Regions from separate parts of the Homo sapiens genome. Here region 1 is linked to region 2. Evidence: chromatin loops called from intact Hi-C (ENCODE). Cell type or tissue: mammary epithelial cell. All regions are shown on one strand.

Evidence for each region. Peaks named below come from ENCODE experiments on the same cell type or tissue, not always from the same donor. Only the 100,000 strongest peaks of a DNase experiment are listed, where the experiment ranks them.
Region 1: it touches region 2 in a loop (5-fold over the local background); 26 of 110 quality-filtered maps call a loop at or near these places.

The regions. Positions count from the first base shown.
Region 1 is chr9:131,758,820-131,766,819 of GRCh38, forward strand. No RefSeq gene overlaps it. Among named protein-coding and RNA genes, the nearest start is that of RAPGEF1, 23 kb to the left of the region's middle. In mammary epithelial cell, a CTCF peak has its summit at 3,810 (motif pointing right); no DNase peak of the experiment used is centred here.
Region 2 is chr9:132,157,283-132,165,282 of GRCh38, forward strand. It overlaps NTNG2 (netrin G2), which reads left to right and starts at 4,776. Exons shown (of 8, transcript NM_032536.4): 1 at 4,776-4,957. It overlaps LOC124902291 (a long non-coding RNA gene), which reads right to left and starts at 4,418. Exons shown (of 2, transcript XR_007061826.1): 1 at 4,334-4,418; 2 at 3,176-3,321. In mammary epithelial cell, no CTCF peak of the experiment used is centred here; DNase peaks (open chromatin) are centred at 4,389 and 5,139; H3K4me3 peaks cover 1,789 bases; H3K27me3 peaks cover 1,707 bases.

The DNA.
Region 1 (8,000 bases), 400 kb before region 2:
CACTGCACTGTCACTTATGGGTTAGGGGATTTTGGGCAAGTTATTTAAATGCTCTTAAACCTGTGCTTTTGAGTGTAAAATGGGGATAATAATGGTGATTGACCTTGTAAGACAGGGAATATATGCTTCTACTACAGCTTCCAGGAAGGATGAGCCAGGTAGAGGTAGGGGTCTGCAGAACATCCAGGCAAGAGAAAGGTCAGGACTGGACAGTGGAGCTCCTGACGGCCACCCAGGGCCAGCCATCTAAGCCACTGTCACCAAAGCCACTATAAGCCAGACATTTACTAGCTGTGTGGCGTGCACCACGCCATGCTTCAGTTGCTTCCTCCTCTAAATGAAATTGATAGTAGTACCTGACTTCTAACTTGTTACAAAGCTGAGAAGGGAAAGTCTGCAAAGCACTTAGTTGAGTAAGCAATTAAGGGAGGGTGCAATCTGATGATTCATGGAGGCAGCTGCTCTTGCATTTGTATCAATAAAAAGGCTGCTACCTCCCAGACAGGAGAAGCAGGCAGAGGCAGTTTTGGCCAAAAGACTCCAAACCCCCAACTCTTTCCCTGACTCAAATAACCTTAATGCTCTTAGAGTCTGCCTTTCTGCAAACTCCACAAATCAGAATCTGCACACACAGCTTTTTTCCTTTAATTAAAATAGCTCTTATTGCTTTTTTTCATATCACAAAAGTTATAACACATTTATTGTAGAAAAATGCAAAAATACAGACAAGGAAAAAGAAGGGAGGAAGGGGAAGCTACAATCCTATTCTGTAGCTTCGAACTAGGAAATTAAGTGTGTTTCATAAAAGGAAGAGGTCTAGGAGGACCCTCTGGGGTTTTGAAAACAATGAGCAGAAGCCAGTATGCCTGGGACTTCTCTGTACCTGTACTTCACCAGCATTATCTCAGTGAGACCCTACAGCAATCCTAAGTCCACCTGATCACAGCCCTAAGTCCCCTCTGCTCAGAGCTGCTGCCAGCAATGAGCCCGGCACCCCTCCCCTTCCTTCGTTGTCTCTGGGTTTTTATTTCTAGGTTGTTCTTAAAGTTTTTCTTTGATTTTTTATTTTTTTTCGAGACAGAGTCTTGCTCTGTTGCCTAGGCTGGAGTGCAATGGTGTGAGCTTGGCTCACTGCAACCTCTGCCTCCTGGGTTCAGGCGATTCTCCAGCCTCAGCCTCCCAAGTAGCTGGGATTACAGGCGCATGCCACTGTGCCCGACTAATTTTTCTATTTTTAGTAGAGACGGGATTTCACCATGTTGGCCAGGCTGGTCTTGAGCTCCTGACCTCATGATCCACCTGCCTCGGCCTTCCAAAGTGCTGGGGTAACAGGCATGAGCCACTGTGCCTGGCCTGATTTTTTTTTTTTTTTTTTTGAGAGATGGGATCTTATTCTTTCACCCAGGCTTGAGTGAAGTGGCACAATCATAGCTCACGGCAGCCTCAAGGTCCTGGGCTCAAGTGATCCTCCTGCTTCAACCTCTCAAATACCTGGGACTACAGGTGCATGCCACCACGCCTGGCTAATTTTTTGTTTGTTTGTTTTAATGTTGTAGAAACGGAGTCTCACTATGTTGTCCAGACTGGTCTCAAACTCCTGATCTAAAATGATCCTCCCACCTTGGCCTCCCAAAGTGCTGGCATTACAGGCACGGGCTACCATGCCTGGCCATTTTTAAGGTTAGCAGACAAACAATAAAGCAGGATAGTCTTACATGTACAGCTTGGTGAGATTTTACCCCTAGATAAACACCATCCAGAATAAAATCTAGAACCTTCCCAGTATCCCCCTCCCCCACCCACCAAGGCACCCTTATACTGCTTCCAGTCAGAAGGCCTCACCCTGCTGGAGGTAACCATTATTCTGATGTGTATCGCCATAGATACCTTAGGCCTTTTTTTTTTTTTTTTTTTTTTTTTCGAGATGGAGTCTCACTCTGCTGCCCCAGCTGGAGTGCAGTGATGTGATCCCAACTCACTGCAACCTCCGCCTCCCGGGTTCAAGTGATTCTCCTGCTGCAGTCTCCCGAGTAGCTAGGATTCCCGGGCCCACCACCATGCCCAGCTAATTTGTTTTTTTTGTTTGTTTTTTTTTTGTTTGTTTTTTTTTGATGGAGTCTTGCTCTGTCGCTCAGGCTGGAGTGCAGTGGCATAATCTTGGCTCACTGCAAGCTCTGCCTCCTGGGTTCACACCATTCTCCTGCCTCAGGCTCCCGAGTAGCCAGGACTACAGGCACCCGCCACCAAGCCCAGCTAATTTTTTGCATTTTTAGTAGAGACGGGGTTTCACCGTGTTAGCCAGGATGGTCTCAAACTCCCAACCTCAGGTAATCTGCCCGCTTTGGCCTCCCAAAATGCTGGGCTTACAGATGTGAGCCACCACATCTGGCCCTTAGACCTGGTTTTGAACTTCATGTAAGTGGGAAGTTTGGGTCTAGCATCTTTTGCTCCATACTATGTCTGACATCTGCTTATGCTATTACCGTAGTTCTTTTTTTTTTTTTTTGAGACAGGGTCTCGTTCTGTTGCCCAGGTTGGAGTGCAGTGGTGCAATCATAGCTCACTGCAGCCTTGATCTCCTGGGCTCCAGCAATCCTCCCACCAGCCTCCTGACTAGCTGGGACCACATGTGCATGCCACCACACCTGGCTAATTGAAATGTTTTTATTTTATTTTTTTATAGAGACAGGCTGTCACTAGGTTGCAGGCAGGTCTCAAACTCCTGGCTTCAACTGATTCTCCTACCTTGGTCTCCCAAAGTGCTGGGATTACAGGAATGAGCCGCTGTGCCTGGCCAACATGTAGTTCTTTTTCACTGCAGTATAATATTTCATTATATGAACTATATATGACTACCACAATTTGTTCATCCAATCTACTCTTTTTTTTTTTTTTTTTTTGAGACAGGGTCTTTCTCTGTCATCCAGGCTGGAATGCAGTGGTGTGATTTAGGTTCAGTACAGCCTCCACCTCCTGGGCTCAAGTGATCCTCCCACCTAGGCCTTCCAAAGGGCTGGGATTACATGCATGGGCCACTATGCCTGGCCCATTCTGCTATTGATGAGCATTTGGGTTGCTTCCAGGTTTGGGTCATTACTAATACAGCAACCATAAACATCCCTGTGCCTGTCTTTTTTAAGTGTGTGTGTGTGTGTGTGTGTGTGTGTGTGTATGTCCAGATTTCCGTGTGCACACCCAGGCATGGAGCTGCTGGGTCTCAGGGCACATGTATATTTCACTTCAGCAGCCAAACATTTCCTGAGTCGTTGTACCAATTTACACTCCTGTGTGTTTCCTTGGCTTTAAAAACTTGCAATGATGATGTTGGTAGCTGCAAAACACACACCAGGAAAGAGTCCCAACATTTCCCTAAATCCCCACTCAGTGTGGCATTGAATTTGTAGGTGACAGGGTACACAGTTTGCACTGGAATCCTGCCTTGCTGTTTTCCTTCTCACCTATTTATGCTGCCTTCACATGATCCTGACACAGGAGCACACACACGCACTCACACACACGCACACACGCTTGCACACTTGGGCCAAGGCATCTACGTGGGGATTCCACGTTGCGCCTTGACCCAGCCACTGGGAGGGCGGCACTGGTTTCGCCCTGGCCCCGGCGCCTGGCTAGGCCTGTAGGCTGCCCCGGCAGTGGCTGCCATCTGTTCCAGGCGGGGCGGGGCCATCGTGTGGACGACGTGGGGTGTCCGCAGCGCCGGGGTGAGGAGGGGCTAGGATGGAACAGTGGCGGCCAAGGGCGCGCGGCCCTCTGGCGGGCCTGGCTGCCGGCGGAGTTCTGCCATGCGGCCACCAGAGGGCGGCACAGTCCCACAGAAGACAGCCCCGCCCGGCGCCTCCCAGGAGCCACCCGGGAGGACCTGAGAGCCAGCGGCGGACCTCGCTGGGAACTGGGTGGGTCGTGGGGAGCCCACGTTCCCCTCGCCTCACACCCTGCTGTGGTGGACTGAGCCCGGGGAAGGAAATCCAGAAACCACTTGGCTTCTGTCACTCACAAGCTCTGGGACGTTGGGAAAATGATTTGGCCTCTCTGTGCCTCAGTTTCTGCACCTGTAAAATGGCAACACCGTAATGATAATGGCCCACCCCCCTGGGGTCCTATCCCGAGGCTCAGTACCGATAACAGTGTTAGAACTATGATGACGGCCATTGCTGGGAACATTGCAGAGCTAAAAACTAAAATAAAAATAAAAAATAAAATAATGATGATGGCCAGGCATCCTGGTCCACGTCTGTAATCCCAGAACTTTGGGAGACCGAGGTAGGAGGATCACTTGAAGCCAGGCGTTTCAGACCAGCCTGGGCAACATGACCAGACCCCATCTCCTCAAACAATACAAAAATCAGCCAGATGTGGTGGCTCGGGCCTGTAATCCCAGCTACTCAACAGGCAGAAGTTGGAGGATCCCTTGAGCCTGGGAGGTCGAGGCTGCGGTGAGCCGTGATCACGCCACTGCACTCCAGCCTGGGCGACAGAAAAGACCCTGTCTCGAAATAATAAAATAATAATAATGATGATGATGATAATAATAATAACTATGGTCTATTGAGTGCTTACTTCATGCCAGACGCGGGGCTGGTGCTTCCAAAGCCTTCACTCATTTAATTCTCACAGCCACCCTCTGAAGATGTGAAGGCAGGTGGGATGGGAGAGCTTCAGCGTCGGTGCCATCTCCACCCTGAGCATGTCCCCAGCTGTCCTGCCCTCCCTGGGTGTGTCTTTCTCTTCTGTCTTCAGATCACAGCCCACCCCAGAGGGTACTGTGATTATCCCCACCAGACAGATGGGCAGACAGAGGGCAGAGGGGCAAGCCAGCCTGCCCCAGCTGTAGGAGCCAGGCTGGGGCTCCCCGACTCCACCCCACACCGTCTGGCCAGAGCACCTGGTCAGAGTTGCTGGACAACAGTCAGTGGGCATTGGTAAGGCCCGAGGCACCATGCAGATATGTGGCTGTCATCTCCCCGGGAGAAGTGAGCATGGAGTTGGCCGGCCTGGGGCTCCATTCCACCCCCTCAGCCACTGCTGCTTCCTCTGTAGTGTGAGGGGTAGAAATCAGTGCTTTGCCACCAGGTGCGGTGGCTCATACCTGTAATGCCAGCACTTTGGGTGGCCGAGCTGGGCGGATCACCTGAGGTCAGGAGTTTGAGACCAGCCTGACCAATATGATGAAACCCCATCTCTACTAAAAATACAAAAATTAGCCAGGTGTGGTGGTACACATCTGTAATCCCAGCTACTCAGGAGGCTGAGACGGGAGAATCGCTTCAACCTGGTAGGCAGAGGTTGCAGTGAGCCGAAATCGTGCCTTTGCACTCCAGCCTGGGCAACAAAAGTGAAACTCCGTCTCAAAAAAAAAAAATTTCTTTTGCATTTTTAGTTGAGACGGGGTTTCACTATGTTGGCCAGGCTGGTCTCGAAGTCCTGACCCCAAGTAATCTGCCTGCCTCGGCTTCCCAAAGTGTTGGGATCACAGGCATGAGCCACTGCCCAGTCTGCAATTTTCTTTTGAAGAAAATAGTCCTGATGGTAACCTTTTATTTTTATTTTTAATTAATTAATTATTTTTTTTGAGACAGGGACTCACTCTGTTGCCTGGGCTGGAGTGCAGTGGTGCAATCACACCTCACTATAGCTTCGACCTCCCGGGCCTAAGCATTCCTCCCACCTCAGCTTCCCAAGTAGCTGGGACCACAGGCCTCAGCCACCATGCCTGGCTCTGATGCTAAAATTAACCAAAAATAATGTTTAACGCCACCAGACTAGATAATTCCTGAGGCCCTTCCTAGTTCTAAATATTTTATGAAAACTTTCTTGAACCTATTTGTATTTTTGGCTGGTAAGTTCAATTTACCTTTACCCTACTGGGTCCAGACTTCCTCCTCCTCCTTGTCCTCCTCCTCCTTTTTTCCCTCCTCTTCCTCCTTCTCCACCTACCCTTTCCTCCTCTCTCCTCCTCCTCCTTCTCTTCTTCTATCTGAGAGATTATCTTTCTCAAGTTTTAGGCACTCACCATTCCAATCCCAGTTTTGGCATTCCCAGGTTTTTTGTTAAGTCTCTGTCCTACCCTGCTTAGCTCTGTTTCTGTGGCCTCACTTGTGCCTGTCCTTCCCGCTCAGTTTCCTTTCTGGATCAGCATTCTAGCTTTTCCCTCTGGAGTTTTCCATGAGACTACCCTTTACCATTATCTATCTGGTCCTTCCCTAGACAAGATCTGTGGCATTTCTCAAAGAAGACGGCAACTAGGAGACCACATGGCATTCTGGGAATGGGTCACCCGGGTCTGGGAGGAATGAGTTTGTTATTAACAAGTGAGAGAGAAAAGAGCTGTTCCCGTGACGAAAAGGAAAAAGAGCATCAAGTATAAATGCACGCTTTTTCATCACCATCTCCTGGTCTCTGCTTCCAGCCTTTTCTTTTGAATGTAGAGATAAATCCACTCTATTTTAATAAACTCCACATTTTATGCGGTTTTCAAGGTGTATTGGAAATAGGGTAAATTTTGATGCTAGCATATCTGAAAGCATTTTAAATAGCATCTATTCTGCTGGGGAATCAAGTAGTACGGCAAGAAACACTACTTTGCCTGTAAATAAACTACCTTCCATCCTAATCTGTAGCCCTGCTCTGAAGGAGCGCCTAACACTTTCTACACAACACGGGTGGAGATGTCCACATCTTCCAGAGGACTCAGTGTCCTTCACGATGACGTATCCCCTTCTGCTGCATAAGAACAAGATGATCAGTCAGCATCAGCTAATCAATCAATCAATCAATCATCAATCCAGGAATGTTCCTTCTCTGCCTAACATGGACCTCGTAATGTTACAAACATCGGGGAGGGGCAGGGGATAAGAAAACAAAGCCTCCCCCCGTAACTCCTGCTCCCAGGGCACAGAAACACATTGTGTCTTGAGAGCAACATCAGCTTCAGCTTTGGGTGCTGCCATGAAATGCAGCACGAACAGTGATAGAAGAGAGTTTAGAATAAAATCTGTATCCTTGCCCTGGCCCCCAAGGCTGTGCCTAGCCCCCCTTCCTCCTGGGTGTCTGCACCTATGCTCCCCATGCTCTTGCCGCGTAGCCCTCCTTCAGCTCCTGCTGGGCCGACCTCCTGCTCCCAGCCCTGCACACGTGGAGTCCCCACCTTTCAGCTCCTCTTCAACCCCTGTCTCTGCTTGGCGGGATCCCTCAGAGATTCCCAAAGGAAACCAGGTCCCAGCATTAATTCCCTTTTTCAGCACGCTTGATCAAAGTGGGTGATTACATCTTTTTTTTTTTTTTTTTTTTTTCAGTCAGAGTCTCGCTCTATCACCCAGGCTGGAGGGCAGTGGTTTGATCTCAGCTCACTGCAACCCCCACCTCTTGGGTTCAAGTGATTCTGCCTCAGCCTCCTGAGTAGCTGGGACTATAGATGCATGCCACCATGCCCAGCTAATTTTTGTATTTTTAGTAGAGACAGGGTTCACCATGTTGGCCAGGCTGGTCTCGAACTCCTGACCTCAGGTGATCCACCCACCTCGGCCTCCCAAAGTGCTAGGATTACAGGCGAGAGCCACCGTGACCGGCTGTGATTACATCGTGTTCATTTAATTTTGGCCTCCCTGGCTGGACTGTGAGTTCTGTGTCTGTCTGTGTCATGGTATCCTCAACGTCCAGCAACGTGTCTGCACCAGTGTCTTGTGAGTGCTGAATAAATGAGAGTGTGCACTAAGGTTTGATGAGCAGCCACAGGGGCAGAGCGTGGGTGCAGTGATCAGTTCTCCCGGGCAGGAACTGCCAGGCAATTATCCCAAGGGATAAATCCTGTGTCCAGCACAGCAATTGGCCCTGCAGGGATGTGGGGGAGAGGGAACAATGGTGGGCAGGGGGAGAATAAGACAAACCATGGCGGGGGTGGTGAAGGCCTGAGAAGGAGATGGAGCCATCACAGGTGTGCCAACTGCAGCTGTGTGCCAGGGAGAAAGAGATCAGTCCAGCTC
Region 2 (8,000 bases):
AGCACTTTCTAGAAGCCAAATCGATTTCAAGCATTAGTTCACTAAATCCTTAGACCAAGCCTAGGTATTGGAGACCATTCTAACCTCCATTTTCCAGGTGAAACAAATGAGCCTTGGCAAGGTGAGTCACATAGCCGGGAATGGGACCCCAGGGCTGCTTGACTCTGAAGCCCCAAATTTCAACTGTGACTGTATTAAGTGCTCATTTAAGATCTGGAAGAACCAACAAGGTTCAGCCACCATCCCATTTCACAGCTGAGAAAATTGAGATCCAGAGCAGGGAAGAGCCCAGTCGAGTCGCAGAGCTGCTGGTGCTGGAACCAGGCCTAAGGTTCCACAATGGCTGCTCACATTTATTGAGCACTTACTGTGTGCCACGTTCGAATTGCTTTCTGTCCATCATTTTATTTGATCTTTACCATAACTCTAGGAAGATGGAGACTATTACAATCCCATTTTTCATTTGGGTAAAGTGAGGCAGAGAGGGAAGTAACTTACTCAAGGTTGCACAGCTAATTAGCAGGAGAGGCACGACTCATACCCAGAGAGTCAGGCTCTAGAGCCCTCATCCAAGCCGCTTTGTGGCACTGCCTCCCAGCCGGGGCAGGCTGGCCTTGCCCGGCAGCCTGGGGCCTAGGTCGACTTGCCTGCCAAGGAGGTGGAGTCTGCACGACTCCTACGGTATGGCCGCCACCGGGAAAGGCAGGGTGCCGCTGAGCTGCAGTACTCAGGGAGATGGGCACGGAGCTGGGACTGGCAAGCTCAGTGTGCTCGAAGGCCATTAGCCCCCTGCGTCTCCGAAGAGAAGTTTATCCAACAAAATGCAGGCAAGCAAAGAACACGTTCCACTTTATGTGTCTCTTGTTGTAGGCAGTACACATCTTGGGAGATGTGTGGATGAAAGGCGCCATATAAAATGCAATCAATTATGAATCACCATTACTGAATTAATCACATGTATGATTAATACAGTCATAATAATTAATGGGAGTATGGTCTAGAGATTAGAGCTGAGGACTGACAGGGAGGGGTCAGAGTGCTTCTAGTAGCCTCTGCCACTGCCTAGAGGTGTCACCTTGGGGAAGGCAGGTTCCCCCTGCGCCTACCTTGGCAGTAGAAGGGGCCCCAGGATGTCTTGAATACCCCTAGATGGTCCTGGGCACAGCATCTTACCACCTCCCTAACAGCTGCGTCTCAACTGCTCAAGGTCAAGGGGACAAAGAGTTTGTCGAAGAATCAAAATCGTGGCCTGGCATAAGTGAACAGAGTGAGCGAGGAGAGGGGTGAGAACTTGGTAGGGGGTGTCCTTTGAGCTTGCACTTGACTTAAATCAGCAATGTGAGCTCATTTCTTCTGTCTGTCTGTCTGTCTGCATCAGGACTTGCCTCCTCTTGGAAGTCCCCAGAGGGCCTGGACCTCATCTGTTACCTCTCGTTACAAAGCTAGTAGATTATTTTTGCTTGTGACTTTATAATTTCCTGTTACTCATCTATACCATGCAAATTTCCTCATTGTAAAGGAGTCAGGCAACCCAGAGAGGATATCTATAATAAAGCACATTGGTCCCCCCTCATCTCCCCTGTTCATACTTTGGTGTATGTCTTCATCGTCCACATATATAACGGATGTGTCCATATATATAGTGGACTTATATACAATCATATGTATATAATCATACATATGTATGGTTATATACAAATCCTTTTCAAAAATATAGATGGAATAAAATTAAGTGCATTGTTCTGCAGATGCTTTTTGATAGCAAATTCCACATACACAATTCAAATTAAAACTGTGCATTGGAGCCAAAATCCCACCAGTGAAGGGGATGATTAGGCTGCTGGTGAGAGGGGAGCCAGCGGTTATTTTCAGGGAGATTCATTAACACTTTCCTGCCCCTGGTGCTCAGCTTCTTTTCATTGCCAGAAAAAAGGTCATTTATCAGAAGTTACCTTAATGAAGTTTAAAAATGAATGTCCGTCAACCACCTGGTCCCCGCAAGGCTGAAATCCTATTTGTTCCCTATCTTGGAAAATAAGTGCTTTATGGTTCACTTGAAAGGAACATCGTCTCCTGGAGGCTGCTGTGGAGTGCGGTCAACTCAGGATCATAGCAGAGGGACCACCCTCCTGGACAAATCCCCTCATCGTGCAGATGGGGAAACTGAAGCCAAGAGCAGGGAAGGGATCTCCCCCAGCCACACAGCATGGTAAGGGCTGAGCCAAGAAAAGCCCATTATCCCAACTCTCAGTGCGGTGCTCTTTCCATTATCCTGGGGTCTGGAAATGAGGAAACCAGAAGACAGCTTCTGGCATAGGTCCCCGAAAAAAAGCCTGTTGGCATCAGCTTGTTGCAGAGGCAGGGAGTATTGGTGAGGTGGGGGCTGGCAGGGAGGCATGTTAAAAATTGTTTCTAGTGGCACATATCTTTACATATGGGTCACTGAAACCATCCTGGCAGTGCTAGGGAGGAGGCACCCCTGGTTCCTCCACTGTGTTTAGATGAACTACAAGTAAGAAGCAGCTCCTCCATCTCTTTGGCCATTCCTGACAGCATCCAGTCCACAGTGATGATGGAGGAGCAGGGTGGTTCCCAGGGATTGATGACCATGCCCTGGGGTGACAGCAGGCTGAGGGCTGACCCTGGTCATCACTCACCCTGTGCAGGAGCCCCACACCCTGCCCTTCACTGCTGCCTGCAGGCTGAATGCTTAAAAATCAAACCACCAAGATCTGTTCTCTTCTCCCAAGGAGCTTCCTCCTGCATAGAACAGGTAACCAGGGGTGGGCCCATGTCTGCCTTCCTGGGCTGCTTGGTGAGATAGGCCCATCTCCAGTGGTAGGCATCTGAGAGCATGTGCAGGTAGAGGCACACAATGGCCCTGTTTTTTGACCCCTCTTTGAAAAAAGAAGGATTTACCGTTCATATCTCACATATGGGGAAACTGAGCCCCAAAGCAGTCTGGGCCGTGTTCCAAGTTCACCAGCCAGCCAGGCCAGTGAGAGAGCATCACCCAGAAACCCAAAAGCCCTGCCTCCCCGGCCACAATCCTTAGCTATGTGACCTTGGGCAAGTTACTTAACATCTCTAACTTGAGGCTTTGCTACTAGCAGTGAAGTCACAGGGCTTTGGCGAAGATTCAGTGAATAATGCACACAAACTGGTTTGCATGGAGTCTGGCATAAAACAGGTGTTCAATAAATATATTATTATTATTATTACAGCAGATGACAGTCTTTAATTCTGCATCCTCTTCCTGTTTTGTCACAAGATTCCAAATATTATTCAGCAGTATAACTCCGTCTCCAGTTTTCAGGGCAGCTGAGAACAGGGAAGGGTTAAGGTGGAGGTGAAGGGTGGCAGCAGGGCGGGGCACTGAGGTGCCATGTCTTGCTCCATTCCCAACACCCTCTGTGACCTTGGGCTGGTCTCTCTCTCTCTGCCTCTCTCTCTGTCTGTCCTCAGGCCCTTTGTTCTTGATGCATCCAAATGACAGTGCTGGCTGCTCAAGGCTGCAGTGAGCCCACCCCAGGAGGCCAGGAGTGTCCGAAAACCACATGTGCTTCTGGAAGATGTGGAAACTCTCCCAGAAGCCCTGGGAGGCAGGCTGGCAGGAAACCTCCTGGGGATCAGAGAGCCCAGGGCTGCCGGATATGATATTGTGAACTCGGTGGCCTCTGCCCGGGGCTGCTGCTACCGGAGCCCTCCCACACCTGCCTCCCATGCTTGCAGGGGAGGGAGACAGAGAACCCCTCAGCCAGGCCCCTCCTGCCCCACTACTCTGCACTCCCTGCAGAGCTGGCTTGGCTTCGTCAAAAGCAGGGCCCATCAGGGTGGAGGCGGCGATGTGTCAGCTGGTATTCAGGCTCTGGTTGTGCGCTCAGATCGCTCCCCCTCCCCATCTCCCCAAATCCACCCACCCACCCCGGTACCCACTGCTTGGGGCCTTCTGGGTGGCAGCACTTCACAGAGAGAGACCGAGGAGCAGCCCTGAGCCCTTGGCTGTGGGGGGTGGGGGAACTGACTCACTTGGCCCCCCTCCCTCGTGCCGATGGGGCAGCCCCCACACCCATGGGCGCTGGCACCCCGGCAGGCCCCCGGGTTTTGGAAGAGGAAGCTGCAGCCCGGCTGCGCCTGACCGGAGCCGGCTGAGGATGCGCTCTGGGCGCAGGGACCCGCTGGCCCCCGGGCCGGGAGGCGATGTTTAGGCAGCGACCCCCCAGAGGCTGCCGGGGCCACCCTGGCCACGGGCCCGCCGGGACGCCCCTGCTCGCCGCGCCCCTCCCCGGGCCGTGGCGCGTCCCCCGAGCCGCGCAATATTTCCTTCCTGCACCTTTAAGAAGACCGTTGCTCCGTGGTGGGATGGTGTGTTAAAGCCACACAGAGGAAGTTACGCAGCCCGGATCAGACCGAGAGATAAAAGCCCCGATGGTGATCGTGAGTGATGGCAAGAGGATTTAGCCTCGGCATTAACTTGGAGCGGAGTGCAGGGGGGCAGTGAAGCGCCCGCCATCTGGCCCGCGCCGCGCCGGGGGGATGCCCCGGCTCCCCGACGAGACGCCGCGAAGCCCACCCGGGCCGGGGGCTGCCCGGCGCCCGAGCGCGGGTCCTCCCCGGGCCGCCCAGGGGGGCCAAAAAGTTTGCACTTGTTAGCGGCGACCTCCCGCTCAGCCCGGGCGGGCGATGCGGGCGGCGCGGGCGGCCCCCTCCCCCGGCCCGCGTCTCCGGGACGGCTGCGGGCGGCCCCCCCGGCGGCCGGAGGGCTCCCTGGCCCCGATCTGACGGCGGCGGCGGCGGCGGCCACAGCGGCGGGAGCGGCGCGGGGAAGGAGCAGCGGCTCGCAGCCCTCGGCCCGCGCCCCCACCCAGCGCCAGCCCGAGGGGGGAGGCGCAGCGCCGGAGGGTGGCGGTCCTCGGCCCTCCCAGGTCTCCGCGCCGGGAAGCCGCTCCGAGCCGGGGTAAGGCGGGCGGGGAGAGCCCGGGAGGCGGGCGGGGGGAGAGGCTGCAGCTTGGCCAGGCCGGTTTCATTTTTAAAGGGCTTCGGTGACCATGCAGGCTTGCCCGGGCCCGGGAGCCACTTACAGCGGCCCGGCAAAGGCTCGGATGCAAAAGTTGTTTGGTGGCGGCTGCTACGAGCTGAGAACTGGAGTCGCCCCAGAGGGGTGTGTGAGGGTGCGTTCTTAGCAGCATCTTAAAGGGGTAGCTTGTCTTTCTGGCCAGCTTCCCCCGGGTCCTTTCCGTCGTGTGTGTGAGAGTGTGTGTGTGTGTGTGTGTGAGAGAGAGACAGAGTGTGTGTGTGTGTGTGTGTGTGTGTGTGTGTGTGTGTGTGTGTGTGTCGGGGAGGGATGTTGCAAGGATGCTCGGATGTGTCTCGGAAAAGGAAACTAACCCTGCTCCCGCGCCTCTCCCCCACCCCAATTCCACCGCCACCGCTTAGAGCCACCCCCATCCCGTGCCCTCCCATCTCTCTGCAAACTGGGAGCCTGTGAGTTGCACAGAGAAACTCCCGGCCAGTCCGGCTGGAAACTTCTCCCGGCGCCGGGAGGGGGTCGGGAGGTGAGGGGGCGCAGGCACTGGTTTGGGGCCGGCGTGGAGTCGAACCTGGAACTGAGCGGCGCGCAGGTGGGGGGAGCAGAGGCGGCGGGAAGGCGGGAAGAGAGGACCGCGGGCTCGCGGGGTCCGCCCGCTCCGGAGTAAGTTGGCCGTCTGGGCTGGGGGCGGCGGCGGCCGGGTCGCCACAGGCGGCAGCGCCGGGGCAAAGGATACAGCCAGTTCCTGGGCGCCCTGCTCTGTGTCTTTTAATTAAGAGAGGCAGTGCCGAAAAAGGGGGCGCCTCAGTCCCGGCCGGGCCTTTATTACGGGCTTAATTATTAATTGCTGCCGTGGCTTGCACGCAACTTTGGGAAGACGAAAAGCAGCTGCGGGGCTGCCGGGTCGTCGGTGTCCTAGGCACAGGGCTCGCAGCCGGCCCGAAGCACTGACTCGACCCTGGCCCCGGCCTCGACCCCGCCCGCGGCCCGCCGGGACCCACCCGGGAGCTGCTGCTCGCGCCCCGCCTCCCGCGCCCAACTTTCCAGGGCTCCCGCGGGCGGGGACCCAGGGGCCGGATAAAGGGCCCGCTCCGGAGCGGGGGGACACCCGGGCCGCCGGAATTAAGAGGCCCGCCGAGGCTACAGTGAGCGCGGGGCGCCCGCTGGACCCCGCCCGGGGCAGAGGACGGGAAGGTGACCCCGCCGGCCAAGCTCCCTTTCCCTCCCGGCAACCGCCACTCTCCCCTGAAAGCAGATTTCACCCCCCTCTGCCGCCCCTGCCGAGGAGGGAGAGGGAACCCCGGGGTGGGCTGAGTATCCCCCCTAGCCCCGGGAGCCCCCAGCGCCCTCCCTCCCGTGCCCCCAGGGGCCCCGCGCCCGCCGCGGCAAGTTTCCCACACGGCGAGGGCGCAGCAGGCAACTCCAAGAGGAACCTGCTGGCGAGCCCAGCCAGCTCGGGAGGCGCTAATTCAATAAGACAGAGAAATCTGAGTTCAGAAATCCTGATAAAATCTAATTTTCGAGTTTTAATACCCTGGCTATCAGCCCCCCTTGGTTCCTGAGGACTCTTAAAAGAAAATAAAGCACATTGATTCTATTTGTTTCTGGGAGCTGCAGTTTCTTAATAATATCAGGTGAAGATAAATTTTCCACGGAGAAAACGATCCTCCGGGATGCAGCTTCTTACTCTGAAAATTTCCCTGCCGACTCCTCACTCTCTGCGCTCCTCCTCGTTATCCGGGGACTCCTGCCTCTCTTCCCCCTTCTCTTTTTTCTTTTTGGCAGAACCCGCCTGCAATATTCGTGTGCTGAGCTCGTAATTCCCCCTGCGATGCCAGCAACGCCCAATTGATTGACTAGTTGTAAACACATTTTTCCCCTGGCAGATTTTGTTGTTGTTAGGGTTTTTTAAATTTATTTATTTTCCAGGGAATGCGTGGCATTTAAACCAACAGGACTGCAATTAATAGATTTGCGAGTTGCGCCGCGCGCGCCGCTCGCCCCAGCCTCCCGGCCTCCGGGCCTCGCTGCCTCCCCGCGCCCGGCGGCGTCCAGCGCCCTGCAAGCCCCGAGCAGCCGCGGGTCCTGCAGCTGAAGGAAGGTTGCAGCTGCGCCCTCCTTGCAAGCCGCAGCCCGGCGTCCTGGTTGTCCCAGCAGCCAGGAGATCCCTACCTGTTAGTGAACAGTTAGGAGTCGACTGCTGGAAGAATTAATTAGGAACGTGCTGTGCTCTGGGCAGCGCGAGCTCGGGTAGAGGCATCCAAACCTTTGCCGGCGGCGCTATTTTATTTTTACTACATTTTCTCAGGTTGCAAAAATAGACACCGGGCACGTTCTGTCTTAGAGTTTTCTAGCAAGGAGCGCCTTCAAGGCCAGGCAGGCTCTGTAACAGGTTCCCCTTTAAACAGCCAGAGGTGAGACGGGGAAAATGGTCCTGGCTGGGTTCTCGTTCATCTCCATCAGCAGTCCTTCACCCAGAGAGAGGGGCAGGGGTCGCCCTAACTCAGATGAATGAGTCCCATGCCTGGAGCCCTGGGGCCCTGGCTGGGGGCTGCTCCGAGCCTGAGGTGCTCAGGGCGCTCAGGGCAGCAAGTGTCCGCCACTTCGGTTTGTCATTTTTGGCAGGAGCGTTTTTCTGTCTGGGTGGAGAATGGAGTTTCACGGAAACACAGTTAACTCTTCAGGGGCCTTGCAAGTACAGGAGGTGAAGAGGATGTCAGGGGAGAGCCAGGTCCAGACTGGACATTTGGGGTGGTTTGGGAAATCAAATGCAATCATCGAAGACATATTAACCAGAATAATTAATCATGCAGGCACTTTTTTACTGCAGTAACCTTTGCCCTATTGGCCAATATTTTTGGCCAGAATCCCATGCTGGCTGGACTTGGATTCTCCGGGTGACGTATCCAGTGTCTGGAACACACCACAGTACTGCAGTCGTGTTATTTCCCAATGTAACATTCATGTAACT